4 separate regions of the Homo sapiens genome follow, and regions 2, 3 and 4 are each linked to region 1. A link is an interaction called in ENCODE POLR2A ChIA-PET data of the cell type or tissue named here. Cell type or tissue: HepG2. All regions are shown on one strand. Links, peaks and the distances in the headings refer to the core of each region. The heading gives the core; the rest is flanking DNA.

The links. Peaks named below come from ENCODE experiments on the same cell type or tissue, not always from the same donor. Only the 100,000 strongest peaks of a DNase experiment are listed, where the experiment ranks them.
Region 2: POLR2A ChIA-PET joins it to region 1 with 32 read pairs; 8 of 35 experiments call an interaction of 5 or more read pairs at or near these places.
Region 3: POLR2A ChIA-PET joins it to region 1 with 12 read pairs; 3 of 35 experiments call an interaction of 5 or more read pairs at or near these places.
Region 4: POLR2A ChIA-PET joins it to region 1 with 21 read pairs; 4 of 35 experiments call an interaction of 5 or more read pairs at or near these places.

The regions. Positions count from the first base shown.
Region 1 is chr4:151,322,146-151,328,314 of GRCh38, reverse strand. It overlaps SH3D19 (SH3 domain containing 19), which reads left to right and starts at 2,710. Exons shown (of 20, transcript NM_001378122.1): 1 at 2,710-3,074. The coding sequence starts at 2,963. In HepG2, for the core only: no CTCF peak of the experiment used is centred there; DNase peaks (open chromatin) are centred at 2,494 and 3,584; H3K4me3 peaks cover 3,594 bases.
Region 2 is chr4:151,264,618-151,270,786 of GRCh38, reverse strand. The region is part of intron 1 of SH3D19 (SH3 domain containing 19); the gene reads left to right. It overlaps LOC124900799 (a long non-coding RNA gene), which reads left to right. Exons shown (of 2, transcript XR_007058328.1): 1 at 1-6,169. Among named protein-coding and RNA genes, the nearest start is that of PRSS48, 9.5 kb to the left of the region's middle. In HepG2, for the core only: no CTCF peak of the experiment used is centred there; DNase peaks (open chromatin) are centred at 2,796 and 3,486.
Region 3 is chr4:151,243,120-151,249,288 of GRCh38, reverse strand. The region is part of intron 1 of SH3D19 (SH3 domain containing 19); the gene reads left to right. It overlaps LOC124900799 (a long non-coding RNA gene), which reads left to right. Exons shown (of 2, transcript XR_007058328.1): 2 at 1-2,478. Among named protein-coding and RNA genes, the nearest start is that of PRSS48, 31 kb to the left of the region's middle. In HepG2, for the core only: no CTCF peak of the experiment used is centred there; DNase peaks (open chromatin) are centred at 598 and 2,348.
Region 4 is chr4:151,250,191-151,256,359 of GRCh38, reverse strand. The region is part of intron 1 of SH3D19 (SH3 domain containing 19); the gene reads left to right. LOC124900799 (a long non-coding RNA gene) reads left to right here. Exons shown (of 2, transcript XR_007058328.1): 2 at 1-6,169. Among named protein-coding and RNA genes, the nearest start is that of PRSS48, 24 kb to the left of the region's middle. In HepG2, for the core only: no CTCF peak of the experiment used is centred there; a DNase peak (open chromatin) is centred at 4,219.

The DNA.
Region 1 (6,169 bases), core at 738-5,737:
GAAATAGGGGCTCAAATTCATTCATGTGCATGTGGATATCCAGTTGTAAAGACAATTCCTTCCCTGTTGAATTATGTTGGCACCCTGTCCAAAGTTATATCTTTATTGAAGAACTTACCAAGTTTTGTCTCGTTTTGTGTAAACTGTATAGACCTTCCTCTCTCATTGGAGGACAGGGAACATGTTTTGTTCTTTTGCAATGAGAAGACATATGTGAAAAGCACCTACCATAGGATGTGATCATGGATATTTCTTTCCTTCTTTTGAGTCTCCCCACAGCACCTAGAGTGGTACTTGGCACACAACAGTTACCATAAATGTTTGCTAATTGTAGAGTGGGCTTGGGCATGCACCACCCACCCACCACAAAAATGTGGATTCCCGAAGCTCTAATTGGCTGGGAAACCCAGAACAACTTTCACGCCTTTCCAAATTAAGATTCAATGGCTGGGCTCAGTGGCTCACGCCTGTAATCCAGCGCTTTGGGAGGCTGAGGTGGGTGGATCACGAGGTCAGGAGTTTGAGACCAGCTTGGCCAACATGGTAAAACCCCGTCTCTACTAAAAATACAAAAATTAGCCGGGCGTGGTGGTGCATGCCTGTAATCCCAGCTACTCGGGAGGCTGAGGTAGGAGAATCCCTTGAACCCGGCAGGCGTAGGTTGCAGTGAGCCGATATCGTGCCACTGCACTCCAGCCTCGGCAATAGAGTGACTCTAGTCTCAAAAAAAAAAAAAAAAAAAAAAAATTAAGACTCAATGACAGTAGAAACTGACTCCAATGGCTTAATGAAATGGTACTGTTGGTCAAGGTAGGGATTTTTAAATTATTCATCCTTGAAGGGAAGTGACAAATAAGGTTTCACTTACCAAACATTTAAAACAACCCTAAAGGTCCAGAACCTTTGTTTTATTGTTGTTGGCTTAATTTCCAGTTCTCTAAGTGTCTACTTATTTAATCGCTTATGCAGTAATAAAGTTTTAACTTGTGGATTTGACCTCAATTCCACAGAATCGATTGTGGTTCTTATCTGCTTAAAAGCGGAAAGATTTTCTCAGGCGGCAACAGCCACTATTGAAAAGGCAAAGAAACAGCACTCAGGTGTGGCAGGCAATTCTATTTTCAGTGACCCTTTTCTCCCTTTCTTTTTCTCTCCTACTTGCTGAACATTAGGAGCTCTTGGTAATCTCTCAGAAATAGAGCAAGACGCCAAAGATAAAGGCCTGTTCATCGCACTCAGGAATTTCCTAAGGTTTCATGTCCAGGTAATATTTCTGCCTGCTACTTGGGTATCTTTTGGTGAAATTCCAGAATCTTTTCCTCTCTGTGTGAAAGTAAGTACGTGCACCTACTGAACCTAAGATGTGTATTGTGCAGGTACACACAACTTTGGTTACACGGTTCTTTCCAGCTTTGAAAAACTTTCTTAGGGGTAGCTCACACAGCTAAGTGCTTCAAATTACAGTTTCTGACTCCAGAGCCAGTGGTCTCTCCACTTCCCCTAGTTGCCTCTCTACAAATAATCACGTATGGGTCTCTTTAACACATTTCTTCCTGTTCTTCTAGGAATTGTAGCCATATCCTAGCCCTAAATGAACTGGAATACAGTGAGGCTTGATTTATTATTAAACATTTTTATTAGACTTTTTTTTTTTTTCGAGAAGGACTCTCGCTCTGTTGCCCAGGCTGGAGTGCAGTGGTGCGATCTCCGTTCACTGCAAGCTCTGCCTCCTGGGTTCAGGCCAGTCTCTTGCCTCAGCCTCCCGAGTAGCTGGGACTACAGGCGCCCGCCACCACGCCTGGCTATTTTTTTTTTTTTTTGTATTTTTAGTAAAGACGGGGTTTCACCGTGTTAGCCAGGATGGTCTCGATATCCTGACCTCGTGATCTGCCCGCCTCGACCTCCCAAAGGGCTGGGATTACAGGCATGAGCCACCGCTTCCAGTCTTACTAGACTATTTTTAAGAACAGTTTTAGGTTCACAGCAAAATTGAGCTAAAGGTACAGAGATTTCCCATGTACCCCCTGCTCCCACACATGCATAGCCTCCCCCATTATCAACATCCCCCACCAGAGTGCCACAGTTGCTACAATTGATGAACCCACATTGACACCTCATAATCACCCAAAGTCTATAGTTTACATTGCGGTTCACTCTTGGTTTTGTACATTCTTTGGGCTTGGACAAAGGCATCCGCTATTACAGAATCATACGCATAGTAGTTTCACTGCCCTAAAAATCCTCTGTGCTCCCGCAAGTCTAGGTTTTTAAGGGCGAAAAGAGAGGGAAAGAAAAAAGTGTGCATTGCAGAGGCTCGACCCAACTCCAAGCCAAGTTTGTTCCAAAGTTCAGCAGCTCCCAGCTGTCCCATCTCTCCCAGTTCGGCCCCGGTCGGGTTCCTCCTCTTTTTGTTTAAGTGTCAAACAAATGGGTTTCCTGTTGACACTGGAATATCGTGAAAAGGCAGGAAGAGGCCAGGCCACCTCCTCTTTCCCCTCTTCCTATCCCGTTTATTTATTTTGCACACGTTTGTTTGGGTCGAGCTGGTGTTTCCAGCGTGTGTGGCTGTGGGGCGGCCTTAGGGGCCGATAACCCCTCCCTGAGGAGGCGAGGCCAGCCCCGAACCCGCCCGATCCGCGGTGGAGCTCTACGGGGCGGGGAAGGCAAAGAGGAAGGGGGAAGAGAGCGGGAGTGGGAGTGGGAAAGGCCAGGGATTAAGAGGCCGCCGGGACGCCGCAAGGAGGCGGGGAATCGGCTCGGCCCGCGCCCTGCCGCTGCCCGGCCGGCTGCAGGTGGAGTTCGCGGAGGTGGCCATTTCCACAGCCGCCGCCGACGCCTCCTCTCCGGGAGCCGCCTTCCCCCCGGCCCGAGGGCGGTGGCGTGGGGCGCCGGGTGCAGGCGTTCTGGGGCGCCGGGGCCGCAGCTCGCTGGCCATCCCGCGGCTGCGCCCCGCGCCTCGCCCATGGCTGAGGGCCGGCGGCGGGAGGACGAGGAGGAAGAGCTACGCGAGCGCCGCGAACTTGGTGGCCAGCGCCGCGCCCGGGGCCGTGCGCTCTCGGGCCACTCGGCCGCAGGTGAGAGGCGCGGGGGACGGGGCGGCGGGGACCCAGAGCTGCGCGCTCTGGGGCCGCTCGGGTCCTGCCCCACACAGCGGCAGCTCCTTCACGCGCCGGGATGGGACCGGCTTCTTTAACTCTCAGAGGCCAGACTCGGGGAGGGTGGCATTTCCATCGCCATCCTCACTTTCCGGCCGAGCCCGAGGAAATTCAGACCCGTCTTTAACTGCTAGTGGTCGTACAGCTGAAACTCAAATTTTCCGTGCACACTAAATCCAGGAGCTGCTGGCTTGGGACTTGTGGCCTGGTTGATGACTTATCTCTGGATGAGTCAGAGGTCAATGGCCGTCTCGGTGGACAACGACACCTTCCGAGGGGTTTGCCTGCGCCGCCGCAGCCAGGTCAGAGCACGTGCTCATAACTGAGGCAAGTCCTGTTTCGGCGTCCCTTGCACTTCGGACCTGTGACCCCCCTCCCTCCCTCCCCCAGCCGCCGAGCTCACCAGTTTTCTGTAGGACTTGTTTTCGTTAGTTGTGAGACCCTCCCCCACGCAAAGAGAAGTCCAGAATATAGCATTCCAAAAGGCCATTCATTTGGGCTGAGAATCATTTTCGGGCCTGTAATTACTTTTATGATACTGTGTTTTGGGTACACAAAAGCGGCACGGATCAAATAGTTTGGCACATTAGTGAAAGAGTGAATAAGTGTAGATCCACACCCCTTCCCTCTTCCGGGCGGCTTTTCAATCAAACATAATAGAGAGGACATTCTTTGGCCTTTGGTTCCAACTGGGTAATCCGAGTTATCTGAAAACAAGAGGGAAGAACAAACCTAGGGGGACTGGCAACAAAAGGGAGATAGGGAAGTGAGAGAGTCGGAGGAGAACGATTCACTGAGAGCCTCATTATAAAGTGGAATATAGCGAATATTCCATGAAGTGGAGAAGCTTTTCTGTGTGACTCCCTTAACCACTAAGAGAAAGTTGGAAAAATAGAGAAGATATTGTATCTGTGCGGAACAAATGGAGGGTAGAAAGTAGGATGAAAGGAAAACTTGAGAAGAACATCTTGAAGAAATAGTCAATTTAATGCCTTTGGTAGAATCTTGGAACATAAAAATAATTCTCCATGCTCATTATTACAACTTTTCATCAAAATAAGGCATTTGGCTGTCTATATGAACACCAGTTTTGAACATAATTGGTAATTTTGTTCAGTGTAAACCCAAACCTTGTGAAATAATGAATAGTTGCTGGATATAAGTGAATATTTCTTGCAAGAGTACAATGAAAAAACTTTACAAAGATATACCGCCATGCCTGACCTATGGATTTAAACAGGGTAGGCCACCTTAGATTCCTGTTACCTTCAGCAGAAAGCTTCATTCTCACAAGAGACTGTACAGTGAAGACCTGTTTTGGAGTTCAGACTAGATGTGATCCAGATGTGTGTTTATCATTTAGTTGCAATATGTGTATTTATTCCAAAGCTGGTGGAAATGACATTTTGTAATTAGTTTTCACCAGTTCCCTAATTTCTCAAGGTTGACAAAGGCTTTTCTAGGTTCTTTGATAATATTTTGCTGAGACATGACATTGTGTACTTTTTGCATTCAGTAATTGGTGTTTGTAGTTTTCTAACCATTTATATGCCCTTTTTCCATTAAAGGGTGTGAGGACGATGTAATGGAATGAGTAAGAGGGTTAAACTTGCGATTTTTGGATTTATTTCTTTTAGAAGAAATTATTTAATAGTTTACATTTCTTTACAAGCTGAGCTCCACTTTCCCCTTATTAGTTAACATGTTTTTCAGACACTAACACATTCCTTACCAAGCTTGGGCATTTGTTAGTTATGTCTGTGCTAGATGTTGCTCTCCTCCAAGTGAGAGGGTATGAACTGACGCAGAAGCTTCATGTTTTTTCTGCATCACCTTTTCAGTTTTTCACTTTTCCTGTTCTCAGTGCTCCCTCCTTCCCTTATCATTTTACAATCTAAAGAGTTTCCTTTTCTCTGATTTCACCTAGCTTGATAACCATAAACCTGGGGTTTATGGACTTAAGGTAGTCTGTGAACTCTTCCTTCTCTCCCTGATAAATTTTGGAGTGGTTGTGTAAGTGCATTTATTTATTTTTGTAACTTACATACAGAAGAACATATGAAATTTGTAAATTATAAAGTAAAAACTCTTGTAACTCATGCTCAAGTCAAGAAATAGGATATAGTCAGTTCCTTAGAAATGGATTCCCATCCCTCCTAGACTTAGCCTCCTCTCTCCCCTAGATGTAACCATTTTTTTAACCTTTGTGGTTATTATTTCCTTTTCATTCTGTACAGTTTTACCATACACATATGCATCTCTATAAAATATTGTTTAGTTTTACCTTTTTAAGATCATTTAAGTGGAATTGTCCTGTATTTTATCAACCCAGCAGAAAGCAAGTAATGACTTGAGATTATGAAATGTCTGGAATGAGTTCTTTTCATTCAAAGGCCAAGAGCCCCAGGCAGGTTCTGAGCACAGGACAGTCCTTGTAGGGCATCCTTAGGAAATAAATGTGTGTGTGTTTTTAAAATGATGTTAAGAAAATTGGGTTTGATTAATCACAGTTTTATTTTACAACAAAGGATGATAGTTGATCTGGTGCCCAACTTCTTTATAAAATGTATTTATGTTTCCCAGCTTTTAAAGTAATAAAATATCTTCAGCATGATTCTAAAATAAATAAAAAGCTCAGTTGAATTTTTTTTTTTTTTTTGGCAGAATTATAGGCAATCAAGTACTGAGGTCAATTCAGGAAAGGTTTTTTTTTTTTTTTTTTTTTTTTAGGCAGAGTCTTGCTCTGTCGCCCAGGCTGGAGTCTAGTGGCGTGGTCATGGCTCACTGCAACCTTCACCTCCCAGGTTCAAGTGATTCTCATGCCTCAGCCTACAGAGTGGCTGGGATTACAAGTGTGCACCACCATGCCTGGCTAATTTTTCTATTTTTAGTGGAGACGGGGTTTCACCATGTTGGCCAGGGTGATCTCGAACTCCTCCCACCTCAGCCTCCCAAAGTGCTGGAATTACAGGTGTGAGCCACTGCACCTGGCCAGTGAGGGTTAATTCTGTAGT
Region 2 (6,169 bases), core at 468-5,467, 57 kb after region 1:
AGTCCATATACAGTCATGTGCCTCATAATGACATTTCAGACCACTTATACTAGGTTGGTTCCATAAGATTATAATGGAGCTGACAAATTCCTATTGCCTAGTGACATTAGAGCTGTAGGGCAATGCATTACTCAAGTGTTCATGGTGGTGCTGTTATAAACCTACTGACTGCCAGTTGTATAAAAGCATAACATATACAATTACATACAGTACATATGTGGCAGGCCATTCTTCTATTGCTGTAAAGAAATACCTGAGACTGAGTAATTTATAAAGAAAGAGCTTTAATTGGCTCATGGTTCTGCAGGCTGCACAGGAGGCATAGCGGCATCTGCTTCTGAGAAGGCCTCAAGAAGCTTCCAATCATGGAAGAAGGCAAAGGGTGAGCAGGCACATCACATGGTGAAAGCAAGAGAGAGAGTGGGGAGGTGCCATACACTTAATGAACAGAAGTCACACACTATTTTGAGGATAGTACCAAGAGGATGGTAATAAACCATTCAGGAGAAACTCACCCCTGTGATCCAATCACCTCCCACCAGGCCCCACCTCCAACATTGGGGATTACAATTCAACATGAGATTTGAGTGGGGTCAGCATCCAAACTATATCAACATAATACCTGATAATGATAATAAATGAGTATGTTACTTCTTTATGTATTTATTATGCTATACTTTTAATCATTATTTTACAGTGTACCCTGTCTACTTTAAAAAAAAAAAAAGTTAACTGCAAAACAGCTTTAGGCAGGTCTGTCAGGAAGTATTCTGCAAAAGGCATTGTTATCATAGTAGATGACAGCTCCATACATGTTATTGCCCCTGAACACCTTCCAGTGGGACAAGATGTGGAGGTGGAAGACAGTGATACTGATGATCCTGACCCTGTGTAGGCCTAGGCTAATGTGTGTGCTTGTGTCTTAGTTTTTTTGTTTTTGTTTTTTTTTAAAGAAAAGCTTAAAAGGTAAAAATAAAAAATTTTTAAAAAGAGAAAAAAGCATATAGAATAAGGATACAAGGAAAGAAAATATTTTTGTACAACTATACAATGTGTTTGTGTTTTAAGCTAAGTGTTATTAGGAGAGTCAAAAGTTCTTAAAAATCAAAATGTTTATAAAGTAAAAAAGTTATAGTAAGCAGAGATTAATTTATTATTAAAGAAAACTTTTAAAAATACACTTAGATGGATTAAAGACTTAAACATTAGACCCAAAACCATAAAAACCCTAGAAGAAAAGCTAGGCATTACAATTCAGGACATAGGCATGGGCAAGGACTTCATGTCTAAAATATCAAAAGCAATGGCAACAAAAGCCAAAATTGACAAATGGGATCTAACTAAACTCAAGAGCTTCTGCACAGCAAAAGAAACTACCATCAGAGTGAACAGGCAACCTACAAAATGGGAGAAAATTTTCGCAACCTACTCATCTGACAAAGGGCTAATATCCAGAATCTACAATGAACTCAAACAAATTTACAAGAAAAAAAACAAACAACCCCATCAAAAAGTGGGCAAAGGACATGAACAGACACTTTTCAAAAGAAGACATTTATGCAGCCAAAAAACACATGAAAAAATGCTCACCATCACTGGCCATCAGAGAAATGCAAATCAAAACCACAATGAGATACCATCTCACATCAGTTAGAATGGCAATCATTAGAAAGTCAGGAAACAACAGGTGCTGGAGAGGATGTGGAGAAATAGGAACACTTTTCCACTGTTGGTGGGACTGTAAACTAGTTCAACCATTGTGGAAGTCAGTATGGCAATTCCTCAGGGATCTAGAACTAGAAATACCATTTGACCCAGCCATCCCATTACTGGGTATATACCCAAAGGACTATAAACCATGCTGCTATAAAGACACATGCACACATATGTTTATTGTGGCACTATTCTCAATAGCAAAGACTTGGAACCAACCCAAATGTCCAACAATGATAGACTGGATTAAGAAAATGTGGCACATATACACCATGGAATATTATGCAGCCATAAAAAATGATGAGTTCATGTCCTTTGTAGGGACATGGATGAAATTGGAAATCATCATTCTCAGTAAACTATCGCAAGAACAAAAAACCAAACACCGCATATTCTCACTCATAGGTGGGAATTGAACAATGAGAACACATGGACACAGGAAGGGGAACATCACACTCTGGGGACTGTTGTGGGGTGGGGGGAGGGGGAGGGATAGCATTAGGAGATATACCTAATGCTAAATGACGAGTTAATGGGTGCAGCACACCAGCATGGCACATGTATACATATGTAACTAACCTGCACATTGTGCACATGTACCCTAAAACTTAAAGTATAATAATAATAAAAAAATACACTTAGTGTAGCCTAAGCGTACAGTGTTTATAAAGTCTACAGTAGTGTACTATCATGTCCTAGGCGTTCACATTCACTCACTGCTCACTCACTGACTCATCCAGAGCAACTTCTATTCCCGCAAGCTCCATTCACAGTAAGTGCCCTATATAGGTGTACCAGTTTTTATCTTTTATAATATATTTTTACTGTACCTTTTCTATGTTTAGATACATAAATACGTCCCATTGTGTTATAGTTGCCTACAGTGTTCAGTACAGTAACTTGCTGCACAGGTTTGTAGCCTATGAGCAATAGACTATAGCATGTAACCTAGGTGTGTAGTTGGCTGTATCACTGAGTTTTGTGTCATTTCACTCTACGATGTTCACACAATGACGAAATCACCTAATGACACATTTCTCAGGACGGATCTCCATCATTAAGCAACATGTCATGTACTTAGCATCTGTTATGTCAGGGCCAAGCCTTGGACAACCTTTCACAGACAATCTTCTTTCTCTTCCTGGCTGTTTGCTTTATTGACCAGTCTACAGGTTTCCCTGGACTGCACTCATCTCCTCCACAGGGACTAATCTTTCTCTGAGCACCATCCTACTTGCTTGAAACACTAATGCCCTTTAAAACCAGTCCCCCTTTACAGGGGGGACTGGTTATTTTGATCACCAACTAATGCACCTGTTCTTTTGGTCACTAACAAAATACATTTCCCTTTTTATGTTTATTCACTTCTCATACTAAAGGAATTCTTCCCTATTTTTTTGACAGCTGGCTTTCTATAGTCTATAGTTCTCATTTTGTTAATTGAAAAAAACAAGATTTGATACTTTGTTTGCAGGATACTACGTGTTGTTAGAAGGTCAAAAAGATGAATAGGACATTAGTTAATTTTCTCAAGTCTGTTTTTATCTATTCAGAAGGAAAAATAAAAGCTATGTTCACTCAAGGAACTACAAATAGAGATAAGAAGTACAAGAGGTACAAATAACTAGGGCCAAAGGGCAAGTGTTATTTTGGTGTAATGTAAGGAAAAACCTTATAGCTTTCCAACAATGAACGGAGGTAATTTGGTATAGTGGAAAGAGCCTTTTTTTTTTTCTTTGACAACAGGGTCTTGCTCTGTCGCCCAGGCTAGAGTGTAGTGGCGCAATCACAGCTCACTGTAGCCTTGACCTCCCAGGCTTAATCAATCCTCCCACCTCAGCCTCATGAGTAGCTGGGACTACAGGCACGTGCCACTATGCTAGACTAATTTATTTTATTTATTTTTTTTTTTTTTTAGAGAGAGACTGAGTCTCACCATGTTGCCCAGGATTGTTGCAAACTCCTGGCCTCAAATCATCCTTCCACCTCGGCCTCCAGAAGTGCTGGGATTACAGGCGTGAGCCACCACACCCAGCTGAAAAAGCCATATTTTTGAAGTCTGACAGCCCTGGCTAGATCTGTTAAATTAAATATTAGCTGTTTAGTCTTAGGCAGATTACTTAGCCTCTTTGAACCTCAGTTTTGTGTGTTTTTATTTCATTTGTAAACGGGGCTAAATAGTACCTTCTTGAGTTGTTAAGACAAAATAAGATAATATTTAAAGTGACCAGCATAGTACTTAACACAGAGGAGTCATAAAGTAAATATGAGTTTCTGCCATTGTTAGGAAATGAGATAGATATGTCATGTTATCCAGAGAATTCACTTAGGCAGGTCTTCCATAAGCAACATGACTTGACTCAAGTAATCTCAATCTAGTCTCTGGGTTCTTAGCTTTTTAACTTCTGGACTTCAGGCCTTGTCAGAGCACCTAGAAGAGATCAAATTCAAGGGACTGACTCACTAAACTCTGAGGCTTATGTATGAACCAGAATATTTATTCTCACTAAGGGCTATTCATTTCCATTATTCGGAATTTTCACTTTTCCCAACCAGGGCACCTCTTCTTCATATGAGTCGAGCAACTAAATGTGTTGTGGTTTAAAGAGGTTTACAATGAGAACAAATGGAGGTAGCTAATCTCCATGAGCATTTCACTTACAAAGATGAAATAGCTCATCTTTACAAAAACTGAAAGACCACTTTTCTATAACAGAACATGTTTTTCTTTAAATTTAAAGTTTATATTCATTAGACTCAGGGTCTTTCTCCCTTAACAGCTTAGAATCTGATGAACACATATAGTTAACGGACTTTTCCCTTCTTAGATTCCATGCTGACTATCCTCCGTCTTAATCCTGGTTTTCTTCAACCAGTGCATAATACTGTTGATTAGATTTAAACTTTCATCGGTACGATCTCATTCCTAGTACGTTGCCTTAAGATTATACCCAAGTCTCCAAGATTACCTTCTTCCTAAAACATGAGGTGTGTATTTACTAAAATCTTTTAGGTTTGTCCTACATGTAACTATCTCATCCATTATGTGTGTTATTTTACTTGTTAACTTTCAGTTTTAGATGATTCTTGTGGGCAAGGGGTGGGCAATACTGTGTAGTGAAAATAGTTCCCATTCCCTCATTCCCAACAATGAATAATTTTCCAAAGCTGCTGTAATAAGTATAAGGGGGCCAGGCGCTGTGGCTCACACCTGTAATCCCAGTACTTTGGAAGGCTGAGGCGGGTGGATCGCTTGAGGTCAGGAGTTCATTACCAACCTGGGCAAGGGCAACATGGAGAAACCCCATGTCTCTACAAAAAATATAAAAATTAGCTGGGTGTGGTGGTGCACACTTGTAATCCTAGCTACTCCGGAGGCTGAGGCATGAGAATTGCTTGAACCTGGGAGGTGGAGGTTGCAGTGAGCTGAGATTGTGCCACTATACTCCAGCCTGGGTGACACAGCAAGACTCTGTCTTTAAAAAAAAAAAAAAAAAAAAAAAAGAAAAGAAATAAAATAAATATAAGGATTAATTGATCATTCTATTAAAAAGCAAACTTATGCCTTGAGCTTGGAGTAGTATCGGATAATTTGTAAAGTGCCTTCCAACTGTTATATTTTGTGATTTTATAACCTCCTTTTATCTCCTTCTATTTTTTGGCTCCACTATCTAGATCCATCATCTTCTCTCACATTCTATCCTCTTTTTTTTTTTTTCAACTGATTTAGCATCCCACATGTGTAGTGAGTTTACCTTTTCTTTTGCTGAAGCATTTTCCACAGTGTCAAGTATGCCTTGTTTGAAATTCTGTGGTGTTGTCATCTGCAAAAATTCTAACAAGATGTTACTGACATAAACAGTATGCCTTTGAGAATAAATTGTAATCATTCTTTATCCTGCTTATAATTTGATAATTTTTGCATTTGGGAATTTGTTTTTTTCTGAATTCTTTTTTTATATGTATGGAAAGCTTTTTAATGGCCCACATTTAATTAATTTATTATTATGTAATTACCTTTTGTGATTATTTATGAAAATTATCATTTTTAAACAATGATTTTATTAGCATTCAATTAGAATGAGGAATATTCACTTTGCAGTTGTTCATTCCACTGTCTTGCCAAAACTCCTTCCTTATTTTTTATTCTTTATTCATCAAGTAATGTAGAGCATTGTGTCTATTATTGTATTTTAATCCGCATCCTATGAAATCCAACTCAGCTCTGGTCAGCATCAGATCCCATGTTTTTAACCATTCTTTGTATATCAGAAAAAAAGGAAAAAAAGAAAATAAGGCAGCATATTTTTCATATGAAACATGTTCTTAGACTACTCTGATTGTCTACAGGATGTTACATTTTGGAAATATCTCTAGTAAACACCTTCATTAACACCAACACACCTGAGAACACAACTATAAAATTTAATCCATGACTACTAAACACAGTCAGCCT
Region 3 (6,169 bases), core at 174-5,173, 78 kb after region 1:
AGAGCCAATTATAAATCTTTTATTGAACTAAGAAAATATTTTTAAATATTGTGACTTTTACAGATACAATCAATATATACCTAACATGAAGTGTATGGACAGACTCTGAATACGTGTATGAGTATATGTGTGTTTTGAATACCTTTATTGTGAATTTATACTTGTCAGCACAATAATTACATACCCTTGAGTGTTTTATAGTTGGGCATTCATGTAAGTACACATCTGTTTAAATCTCAAAACAATCTTGCAATATGCACTTAAATGTTTTTGAGGCTCACTTTATGTCTTTGAGTAGAAGAAGAAAAGTAACAGATGGCCAACAAGGATATTGAGTTGACAAGAGAAAAACTTAACTTAGTTACTTTAGTTCCTGAATTTAAAAAAAAATTAATCAGTATAAATTCACTCTAAGGAAATCTTGGGAGTATGTTTCCATTGAAGTGCGTTGTTTGCATTTTGTTTTGTTTTGTTTTGTTTACAAGGGGGTGCCAGGCAGGGAGGAGGGAAAGAAAGAGGTAAGAGGAAGAATATATTGGACACCTATCTAGTGGTTGTTGGACCTGAAATTTGAACCCATGTGTATGGCTTCAAAGTCCATGCGCCTTCCACTTCTCCAAGAGTTTGCTTTCTGTTGACCTTTATCAGTGGAAGAATTTCTCAATGCTGAGAGCAATTTTTCCAATACTCTTAGATCTAAAAATGCTACTGACTGGATTATTCATGTTTGAACATGTAAAAATATTTTCTTGTTAAATTAAGTTTAATCTTATACTTAAAGTTCGCTGTGTTATGGAGAGAACTTTGAAGCAAGAATCAGAAATCAAATAACACTAATGCTTCCTAATTAGAGAAATCTCTATTCAATGCAAACTAAAAATATATTGGCTGGTGTTCTAATCAGCTGTGCTTAATTCTAAGCACTAAATTCTGAACACTGTGGGTAAAACACTTTGTTCATTTCAGAAATAGCTAGACTTTTCCTAAACTCTCATTAGGAAAAATAGAAGAAATTAAGAAAATAAAGCTGGGCACGGTGACTTACACCTGTAATCCCAGCTTCTCAGGAGGTTGAGGCAGGAGGGTTGCTTAAGGCCAGGAATTCAAGACTAGTCTGGGCAACATAGCAAGATCCCATCTCTAAAAACAAAAACAAACAAACAAAAAAAAAAAAGTAAAACATTAAAAAATACCTTACAGTTTGAAAATCTGGTCAACATGAAGTAAAGAATAACAGCAATGTCATCTGTAGGCAGGGTGGTTATTGTGATCATATTTTGATATTAGCTTCCTATTGCTTGCTGCCAATGGGGCTGTAAGGAATATGTGTTTATGGAAGTCTCAGCGCTGATCATAGGAAGATGAAAACAGTCATACTGTTTGTTTTTTCCATAAGTACCAGGTAGCTTTAATGAGCTATAAGAAAATTATACTATTTGTGCAGAGTACCACATTCAATTCTTAAAGTTAAATATTTTTTATATAGTATAGTCACATTATATACAATACATCCAAGATTTATCTCCGCTATCTTATTTAATCCACATAAAATAAACATGTCTGTTTATATACATTAAAGTTATAGAGCTGAACTATTAAAATGGAGGAGCTGGTGATGGCAGCAGGGATTGACTGCAAGTGGGCACAAGCGATCTTTCTAGAGTGATGGGAATGTTCTAAAATGATCTCATTGTGATGATTGCACAACTCTGTAAATTTACTAAAAATTATCCAATTGTACATTTCAAGCAGGTAAATTTTATGGAATATAAATTATATGTAAGAATCTGTTTAATTTTTTAAAAGAAATAGAAAATATATGACTGTATCTGACTCCAGAACTCTTAGAAAATCTGAAAGAACAGTTATTATTGATGAAACAAAGAAGTTGTCATAGAGCTACCCTCCTTTCCCTCTCCTTCAGAGTTTGCAAAGAAATTCTACCAAACTTTTAAGAAACAGATTATTCTAATGCTATTTTAACTGTTCTAGAACATAGAAAATGAAGGAAGGCTTCCAGTTCGTTCCTTTTTATGAAGGTGAAATAACATTGATATTGAAACACAGAAAATATATTTCTCCTAAAAGAAGACCAGGGACCAATTTTGCATGTGAATATTGAAACAAAAATCTGAGAGAAAAATTATAAAAATTTTATCATTTTATAGAATTCAGGATCACATTTGAAAAATAATACACAAAAGAAAAATAAGAAAAGTAATACACAAAACAGCAATATGGTGTAATGCTAAAGAGTTTCAGCTCTGGAGCTGGACTGCTGGTTTGGAACCCCAGCACCGTCACTTCCTAGCTCCATGACCTTGGGCAAGTTTAAACATGGATCAATCCTATGTAAATCTTGTGCCATTCAGTATTAACTGCAGGTTCTATGGGGCCGAAAAGGAATTATTTGTAGCAGCAATGTCATTACTTCTTTACTTATGATAAGCAGAATAAATAAAACAATGAACCCATCCATTATAAGGCATGAGATATTCAGTGTTCATTTTTCACTTCTTTCTTTTCTCATCAATAAATGGGAATTCTGGGTAAGAGAACATACTTCATAGGGCTCTTGAGAAGGTCAAGTGAGTTAAGCAGTTAGGTAAGTACCTGACAATGTCGAATATGATCATAACTGTATAGTATATTTTAAAAATTATTAATGGCAAAATTTAGATTTGCTATTGTAAAGAACAGTGCCATAAATATCTTTATCTGGAAATTTATCTCACCTTTCTATTTCCTGGAGATAGCTTTTTAGAAGCTGAATGTTGGAGAAAAGGTCATAAACTTTTTAAAGGCCCAAATTACTCTCCAGAAAGATCATACCCACTCCTACCAATGGTAGCTAAGAATGGCTCTATCCTGCACTATTTGTACCAGCTTTGAACATCATCATTGCAAGGAAAATGCTAGGTAATTTGATAAGCCAGAAACAGAATTTGATCATTCTATGTTAGATGATTCAGATGTTGAAAGGATAGATACACAACCTTAATTCAGATGTTACCCTGAAATCCGTGAAACTCAGAGAAATAGAAATGTTGTCAGTACCCATCTATATATATACCAGGAATTAGGTTTTCCTTTTCAGATTCAAATTTTATGTGAGTATTTGCCTTTTGTAACTTTAGCTATTTAATCTGATGGAGAATTTTTCCTGAAAACATAAATTAAAAAATAAGATACCAGAACAAATGCCACCAGGGAAATACTTTATATTTCAGCCTTTTTTTTTTTTTTTGTATGTCTTCAATGGGGTTATAAAGTCATATATCTTTCCAATCTTACTTATTTTTCCTGCTCCAGTTAACTTCATCCCAATCTTTAAACTCTTTGGGAAATGAGAATGGGTCAAGTCCCAGTAAAAGACTCATAAACCCAGGCCGGGAGTGGTGGCTCATGCCTGTAAATCCCAGCACTTTGGGAGGCCAAGGCAGGCAGTCACTTGAGGTCAAGGAGTTCGAGACAGCCTGGCCAATATGGTGAAACCTCGTCTCTACTAAAAATATAAAAATTAGCTAGGCATGGTGGCGCGTGCCTGTAATCCCAGCTACTCAGGAGGCTGGGGCAGGAGAATCACTTGAACCTGGGAGGCGGAGGTTGCAGTGAGCCAGGACTGCGCCACTGCACACCCGCCTGGTGACAGAGTGAGACTCCATCTCAAACAAACAAACAAAAGACTCAGAAGACCACACTGGACCAATGCAAAGCCATCCAATAAATTTGAATTTAGATGACTTTTCAGCTACAGTAAACCAGGAATGTTTATGGTCTTTTACAGGGAACAGGTATGAGGAATATCTAGAAACTCTGGGCACAGTTGCCATTAAAGTCTGGAAAGTAGAAAGAACCCATCTCTATCCAGGCTTCACGCTGCTAAGGGAGGAGTCCCTTTTCCTTAATCAAGCATTGATGTGTAAATCTTGCCAGACAGTGTCTCCTCACTTTTTCCCCTAAAAAAAAAATTAACAAGGAACTGAATCAGGGAACTCAGTAGTTAGTTACACTACTTAATTAAGACTTGAACAAATTAATATATTAGTGATTTTTAAAGGCTTTAACTCAGAAAGGTCAGTAGTGATAAAGCTCCTAAGCAACTTAATTATTATTATTATTATTTTATTTTATTTTATTTTTTTGAGATGGAGTTTTGCTCTGTTGCCCAGGCTGGAGTGTAGTGGCGTGATCTCGGCTCACTGCAACCTTCGCTTCCTGGGTTCAAATGATTTTCCTGCTTCAGCCTCCCGAATAGCTGGGACTACAGGTGTGTGCCACCACACCCGGCTAATTTTTTGTATTTTTAGTAGATACGAGATTTCACCGTGTTAGCCAGGATGGTCTCTTATCTCCTGACCTCGTGATCTGCCCGCCTCGGCCTCCCAAAGTGCTGGGATTACAGGCGTGAGCCACTGCACCCAATTATTTTTATGTATATTTGAATTCTCTACAACAGAGAAATCTGTTTACCTGTCATTTTTGCTATGGCTATGTTTTAGAGATAGCTACACCCAGTGACACTTGGTTAACATTTCAATTCAATATTGGAAACATGTTTTATGTACAGATTAACTGTTTTAAATTGTTGACACAAAAGACTACCACACTTCTGAGGTACACTGGCACCTTAGGCTCTCTCAGAATGTACATTTCACTTGACTGTACACACTGTGGTCTCTGACTATAACATGATTTGGTCAGGCCCTTTCAAAATAGACCTGGATTTACATTTAAATCTCAGTTCGAATAATCTTTATTGTTTGTTTTTATTTACAAGATAATTCTGAGAAGAAGTCATTCTTTTGTGATCCTCGGGTGTAAAAAGAAACAACTTAGAAGCAAGTATTAGAATCTTCCTTTCCCGACTTCGTTGCAGATTCTCTTTTCCTTGGGTTAAATTGAATGTTAAGCTTTCCTTCTATGCCCTATCAACATTTGAACAATTTCTCTAAAATCTAAAGGCTTGTTCTCCAAATTCATATACTAAGATATCTTTGAACCAAACAAAACAAAACAAAACCAAAAACCCTTAAGCAGGGTTGGGTTTTTTTGTGTATTTGTTGTTGTTGTTGTTGTTGTTGTTGTTTGAGATGTGGGAAGATTCTGTGGTATTACAGTAAGATGTCTGTGTCTTGTTTACTATAGACTCTTAAGGGTCAAATAAACTTTTATTCCCTAGTTATTAAATTCAGGGGCTAATAGCCAACTGTTTGATCAAGTCACAGAAATAACTCAGCCTCCCTTCCAATCAACACCTGATAATGCTTTGAACAAATGTACATAAGGCTCTGGAAATTCCACAGTGAGTCTTCAAGGTCCACGGAATTTTTTACTCTTTGAAGAAGGCATGATATTTGGAGATGTACTCCTTGTTCAGTTCTTGGTCTAGCAAGAGTTTGAAAATCTCTGTTGATGGTTTGTCTCCTTTTTAGCAGCAATTCTCAAACTGCAGTACTCAGTCTTCTCTGAGCTTATATCCAAGAATAGCAATTTTCCTCAATACTCAAAAATAAGTAGTTTTTTTGGAATGTCCAGCTTTTCTCCCAACAGTTGTAATGCTTTGACTTACGGTATAGCCCTGGAGACATATGATACAGATCTAGTGTCTCATGGTCTGTTTCAGTTTTCAAAATAATAGCACTAATAATTAGCCATTTGTGTTATGAAGGACCCTCATACCCATTATCTTGCTTAATCTCTTGTCCATATAGGACTTAATTTCTGCCACTAGGCAACATAATATAAACACTTAAAACAGCTAAGAACTTCCATATTGTCAGTGACATCCTGACATGTAAGAGACAGGGATCACTTACATTCCCTCTCATTTTGTTTTGAGGGCCCATGCCAACAACTTATACAATTTCACTACCACATCTTAATGGTATTTACAGAGGGAAATAGAAAGCAAGTGACATTTCTTTTTCATTTTATAGTATAAAGGCTTAAATTTTCATTTGTTGTTTATTATACTTTTTATTGCTCATAACAGAGTACTCTCAATTTAGATATTAAATGATTTTTCTTACAAATAGTTGGACACAGATTACTTAGGAAGTATACAGATTCTTTATTGCAGCTCTATTTGCTCCAAGCTGATTAGCATCATAAAGACTGAGGACAGATAACCAGGGATAGGTCTTTCTTTTTTATTGTGCTATTTGTT
Region 4 (6,169 bases), core at 1,133-6,132, 72 kb after region 1:
GGCAAGGCCCATGTTCTCTCAATGGCCTTTGGACTTTCTCGACATTTTACATAAACAGGAATCTGACTTGTATTTCTGCACCTGTGGGAAGGATAGTTCCAGAGCCAAAAGTATCAAAGATCTCAAGATGACAAGTCTCATATCCCCCTATTTAGAAGAGAATGGATAAGGCCTCAGGACAGAAAACAAAAATAATATTGGCCATAATGCCCAGAAGTTGATATGATATTAAAGTATACAATTTATATATAGACAATTACAAACTCTAGAGGGAGAAAGACAGTTTAAAATCTTTATTATAATTCAAGGCTCTCCCTCTCCCTCTCCCTCTCCCTCTCCCTCTCCCCCTCTCTTTCCACGGTCTCCCTCTCATGCTGAGCCAAAGCTGGACTGTACTGCTGCCATCTCAGCTCACTGCAACCTCCCTGCCTGATTCTCCTGACAGCCTGCCGAATGCCTGCGATTGCAGGCTCGCACCGCCACGCCTGACTGGTTTTGGTGGAGACGGTGTTTCGCTGTGTTGGCCAGGCCGGTCTCCAGCCCCTAACCGCAAGTGATCCGCCAGCCTCGGCCTCCCGAGGTGCCTGGATTGCAGACGGAGTCTCGTTCACTCAGTGCTCAATGGTGCCCAGGCTGGAGTGCAGTGGCGTGATCTCGGCTGGCTACAACCTCCACCTCCCAGCCGCCTGCCTTGGCCTCCCAAAGTGCCGAGATTGCAGCCTCTGCCCGGCCGCCACCCCGTCTGGGAAGTGAGGAGCGTCTCTGCCTGGCCGCCCATCGTCTGGGATGTGAGGAGCCCCTCTGCCTGGCTGCCCAGTCTGGAAAGTGAGGAGCGTCTCCGCCCGGCCGCCATCTCACCTAGGAAGTGAGAAGCACCTCTTCCCGGCCGCCATCACATCTAGGAAGTGAGGAGCGTCTCTGCCCGGCCGCCCATCCTCTGAGATGTGGGGAGTGCCTCTGCCCCGCTGCCCCGTCTGGGATGTGAGGAGCACCTCTGCCCGGCCGCGACCCTGTCTGGGAGGTGAGGAGCATCTCTGCCCGGCCGCCCCGTCTGAGAAGTGAGGAGACCCTCTGCCCGGCAACCGCCCCGTCTGAGAAGTGAGGAGCCCCTCCGCCCGGCAGCCGCCCCGTCTGAGAAGTGAGGAGCCTCTCCGCCCGGCAGCCACCCCATCTGGGAAGTGAGGAGCGTCTCCGCCCGGCAGCCACCCCGTCTGGGAGGGAGGTGGGGGGGGTCAGCCCCCCGCCAGGCCAGCCGCCCCATCCGGGAGGGAGGTGGGGGTCAGCCCCCCGCCCGGCCAGCCGCCCCGTCCGGGAGGTGAGGGGCGCCTCTGCCCGGCCGCCCCTACTGGGAAGTGAGGAGCCCCTCTGCCCAGCCAGCCGCCCCATCCGGGAGGGAGGTGGGGGCGTCAGCCCCCCGCCTGGCCAGCCGCCCCTCCCGGGAGGTGAGGGGCGCCTCTGCCCGGCCGCCCCTACTGGGAAGTGAGGAGCCCTCTGCCCGGCCACCACCCCGTCTGGGAGGTGTGCCCAACAGCTCATTGAGAACGGGCCAGGATGACAATGGCGGCTTTGTGGAATAGAAAGGCGGGAAAGGTGGGGAAAAGATTGAGAAATCGGATGGTTGCCGTGTCTGTGTAGAAAGAAGTAGACATGGGAGACTTTTCATTTTGTTCTGTACTAAGAAAACTTCTTCTGCCTTGGGATCCTGTTGATCTGTGACCTTACCCCCAACCCTGTGCTCTCTGAAACATGTGCTGTGTCCACTCAGGGTTAAATGGATTAAGGGCGGTGCAAGATGTGCTTTGTTAAACAGATGCTTGAAGGCAGCATGCTCCTTAAGAGTCATCACCACTCCCTAATCTCAAGTACCCAGGGACACAAACACTGCGGAAGGCCACAGGGTCCTCTGCCTAGGAAAACCAGAGACCTTTGTTCACTTGTTTATCTGCTGACCTTCCCTCCACTATTGTCCTATGACCCTGCCAAATCCCCCTCTGTGAGAAACACCCAAGAATTATCAATAAAAAATAAATAAATTTAAAAAATAAATAAATAAATAAATAAAAATAAAAAAAATAATAATTCAAGGTATCCTTTTGGTTTACAAAGTGACTAAATCTTCTAAGCATAAACTATTGTCTAAAAATTTTAAAGTAATTCTAAATAGTTTAACATATGTGATCAGTTACAGAAGCCTGATAGTGTTTTACATTTGCCTGACATTTTCATTCACACAGAGGGTAACGCATGTTTTCATTCCCTTTATAGATGAGGAAACTGAGGCCCTTGGAGGTTAAATGGCTTAACTAATTATACTGTGCAATAACAAAGCTGGGCGTCACTTCTATTTTCTTGTCTGTAATCATACTCAAACCCAGATCTTCTAAGTCATCATCTAGTTATCTTGCTACAGCAGCCTCCCAAGTCCAGGAAACCTCATTTGTTTGTCCAGCAATCATTTATTCAATACCCACGCCAGGGACCGTTTTCTAGAATAGAGGTATGAAAACATAGAAAAAGCCTCTGTCCTCGTAGAGGTTGTATTGTAGTTGTAAGTCAGAACATGACAAGTGCTTTTTTGTTGTTGTTGTTGTTGTTGTTTTCTTGTTTTTTTTTTTTTTTGAGACGGAGTCTCGCTCTGTCGCCCAGGCTGGAGTGCAGTGGTGCGATTTCGGCTTACTGCAAGCTCCGCTTCCCCGGTTCACACCATTCTCCTGCGTCAGCCTCCTGAGTAGCTGAGACTACAGGCACCTGCCACCACACCCAGCTAATTTTTTGTATTTTTAGTTAGAGACAGGGTTTCACTGTGTTAGCCAGGGTGGTCTCAATCTCCTGACCTCGTGATCCGCCCGCCTAGGCCTCCCGAAGTGCTGGGATTACAGGCGTGAGCCACTGTGCCCGGCCAACAAGTGCTTTGTTTAATAACAGGCTTAGATACTTAGGGATGCTGGAGTGGGGCATAACTTTTAAATAGGGTGGTCAGACAAGGCATCACTGAGGTGATTTCTGAGCAGAGACCTGAGAGGTAAGAGAGGAAATGAGCCAGGTGGATAACTGAGGGAAGAGGGGTTGAAGCATGGAGAACAGCAGTACAAAGTCCCTGAGGCAGGGGTGTGCTTGGAACGTTTAGGAAACACTATGGCCAGAGCAGAGTGAGGGGCTCCAGCGGTGAGAAATAAGGTCACACAGGGATTGGAGGCCAAATGATGTAGGCTCTTGCAGGCTATTGTGAGGACTTCGGTTTTTATTCTTAGTAGTATGGGAAGATAGTTGATCTGACTTAAATTTTAAATGAATCAAACTGGCAAGTAGATTGATAATGGTCAGGGATAAAAGCAGGGAAACCAGGCAGAAAACTATTGCAGTGAACTGGGCAGGAGGTGATGGTGGATTTGGACCAGGGATATAGAGAAGTGGTAAGAAGTGGCAGATTCCAGTTGCATTGTGAAGGTAGAACACACAGGACTTGCTGATAGATTGGATGTGGTTGTGAGAAGAAGACAGGAGCCAAGGATGACTCCATTTGGCCTGAGCCATTGGAAGAGTGGAAGTACTGTTTACTGAAATGGGGCACAGTGTAGGAGGAGAAGGTTTCTGGAGGGTAGATGAAGAGTTCATTTGTAGGCATAAGTTTAAGATGCTTGATCGATGTCTAGCTGGAGATGTCCAGTAGGCAGTTGAATATATAAATCTGGAATTTGGAGACTTGGCCCAAACTAGGGCTAGATTAGGGTGTCATCAGCATGTCATAGTATTTAAAGCCATGAGATGAGATTAGGTCCCCTATGGAGTGAGTATAAATAAAGCCCACTGTGAATGCTAAGGATTGAGCCCACCTAAGTTTCATGAGATGAATAAGAACCAATAAGAGACTGAGAGGATAGTGGTGAGGTAGGCTGAGAACTGAGAGTAGTATCCTGGAAGCTGAGAAGAGAAAGTGTATCAAGGAGGAAAGTGATAGGCTGCCAAATGCTGCAAATGGCTGAGAACTGACCATCAGATTTAGCATCATGGAACAGGCTCAAGAGAGAATAAAAGGGGAGTACTTTGAGATAGAAAAAGTAGTTTTGCTGTAAAGGGAACAGAGAAACAGCTGGCAGAAGAGGCTGGGTGGCACAGTCTTTTGTTCTTGTTGTTTTAAGATGAGAGAAATTACATCCTGTTTGTGTGCTAATGGAATTATCCAGCAAAGAGGAGGAAATTGATGACACAGAAGAGAAAGCAAATAGTGCTGCAATGGTGTCCTTGAGCAGGGGACAGATCCCAGCTCACCAATTGGAAGGTGAGAATGCTTAGATTGGAACACAGACGGATTTTCCTACACAGGAACAAAGGCAATGGGCACAGATGCCACTTGGCAGCAGGTGTGGTGGTGGAATTCCTCTGCTTATTGTTTCTGTTTCCTCAGTGAAGCATAGAAATTATCCATTGAGAAAGAGGATGGGAATGGAGGTATTGAGGACTTATGGAGAAGTGTGCTAGTCATGTAGCAGTGAGGGAGATGAATGAACTAAGAAAATAATAGTGTGACTGCGGGGCAGCTGAAAGGATCCACTTGAATTAAGTGAAATTGGCATAGTTGTGTGTTCACCAGTGCTGCTCAGCAACATGGGTAGAGGCATGGAGAGAGCAGAGAGTTGGCTGCAAGCAGGGTGAGGTTTTCAGAGGAAGGTATGAAGAAGGGTGGACAGGGGAGTGATTATAATGAGAAATCACTAACTTAAGCTGGAAAGGAGGAAAGTAAGCAATGAAGGGGGTGTAGAGAGTAAAGCGAGATAAAGTCAGTAGATTATAAATCCTGATGGAGTAGAAAATTATTGGAATTGGCCTTCTTGCTGTAAGGAGTTCAAGAAAGAACAAATGGGCCATGTGCAGTGGCTCACACCTGTAATCCCAGCACTTTGGGAGTCCAAGGCTGGTGGATTGCTTGTGATCAGGAGTTCGAGACCAGCCTGACCAACATGGTGAAACCCCTGCCTCTACTAAAAATACAAAAATTAGCTGGGCATGGTGGTATGCGCCTGTAATCCCAGCTATTTGGGAGGCTGAGGCAGGAGAATCCCTTGAACCCTGGAGGCAGAGGTTGCAGTGAGCCAAGATCACACCATTGTACTCCAGCCTGGGTGATAGAGCAAGACTCCGTCTCAGGAAAAAAAAAAAAAAAGGAAAAAAAGAAAAAGAAAGAACAAATGGGTTGGCAAGGTGGGATGCTTAAAAATGAGATTCTGGAAAGGGTGCAGGTATTGGTTATAACAAGGTCAGGAAGACCATGGAAGTAGTGCCTAAGGTCTGGTGAAAAATCATTTAATCCTAAAGGCAGATTATGATGAAAAGGCAGTGAATGGAGGAGGGATAGGTGAGGGCTTCTCAGGAGTATTCTGGGGTCTGTGCCCTCCCTCCCTGCCAGAGCCCGTGAAACTTGAGACTGGAATGGATCCATCGGCCAACAGTCTTTGTTGACTGATCCTCAGCTAACGACGTATCCAGCCAAACTGTGCTCCTTTTTGGGCCGCAGGTTTCCATTTGGTTCACAAAAGCATGCTGGGAGACTTTGTGTTAGGAATTGTGTACTGACAACCAAAGCAGAATGCTCTTTATCTCCAGCAGACTGATGGAAAGAAATCTGAGAATTAATAGCTGTTATTAAAATATTAATAGGTTTGACTCCTCTTCTTCTGGTGCCTGCTGGGCATAATATATGGTTGGGTTTTTTCTTTACAATTACTAAAAAAATTTCAACACCAGAGAAATGTATAAGGTAAAATAGAAAGTTTTCTTCCTTATTGTCTCCACTTCTAGCACCTGATGGGTTGTTTGTGAGCATCATTCCAGATCTCTCTCTCTCTCTCTTTCTTGTCTTGCTGTATATCCATATATATTTGTGTGGGGTCCATATACACATGTCTGTATATAATATATATACACACACATATATATAAATATGTATATATTTTCATCACAGGAAAACATGAGAATATTCTATATATCATTCTACATGCAACTTAACTTTTTTCAAAGTCCTTCCATGCCACTATGTACCGACCTGATTACTGTTCTTTAAAATAGCTGCATAACATTCCACATACAGAAGTAACCTAACATTAAAATCATGCCTGTGTTGATGGACACTTAGATTTTCTTTATTTTTTGCTGTTATAAATTATGCTTCAGT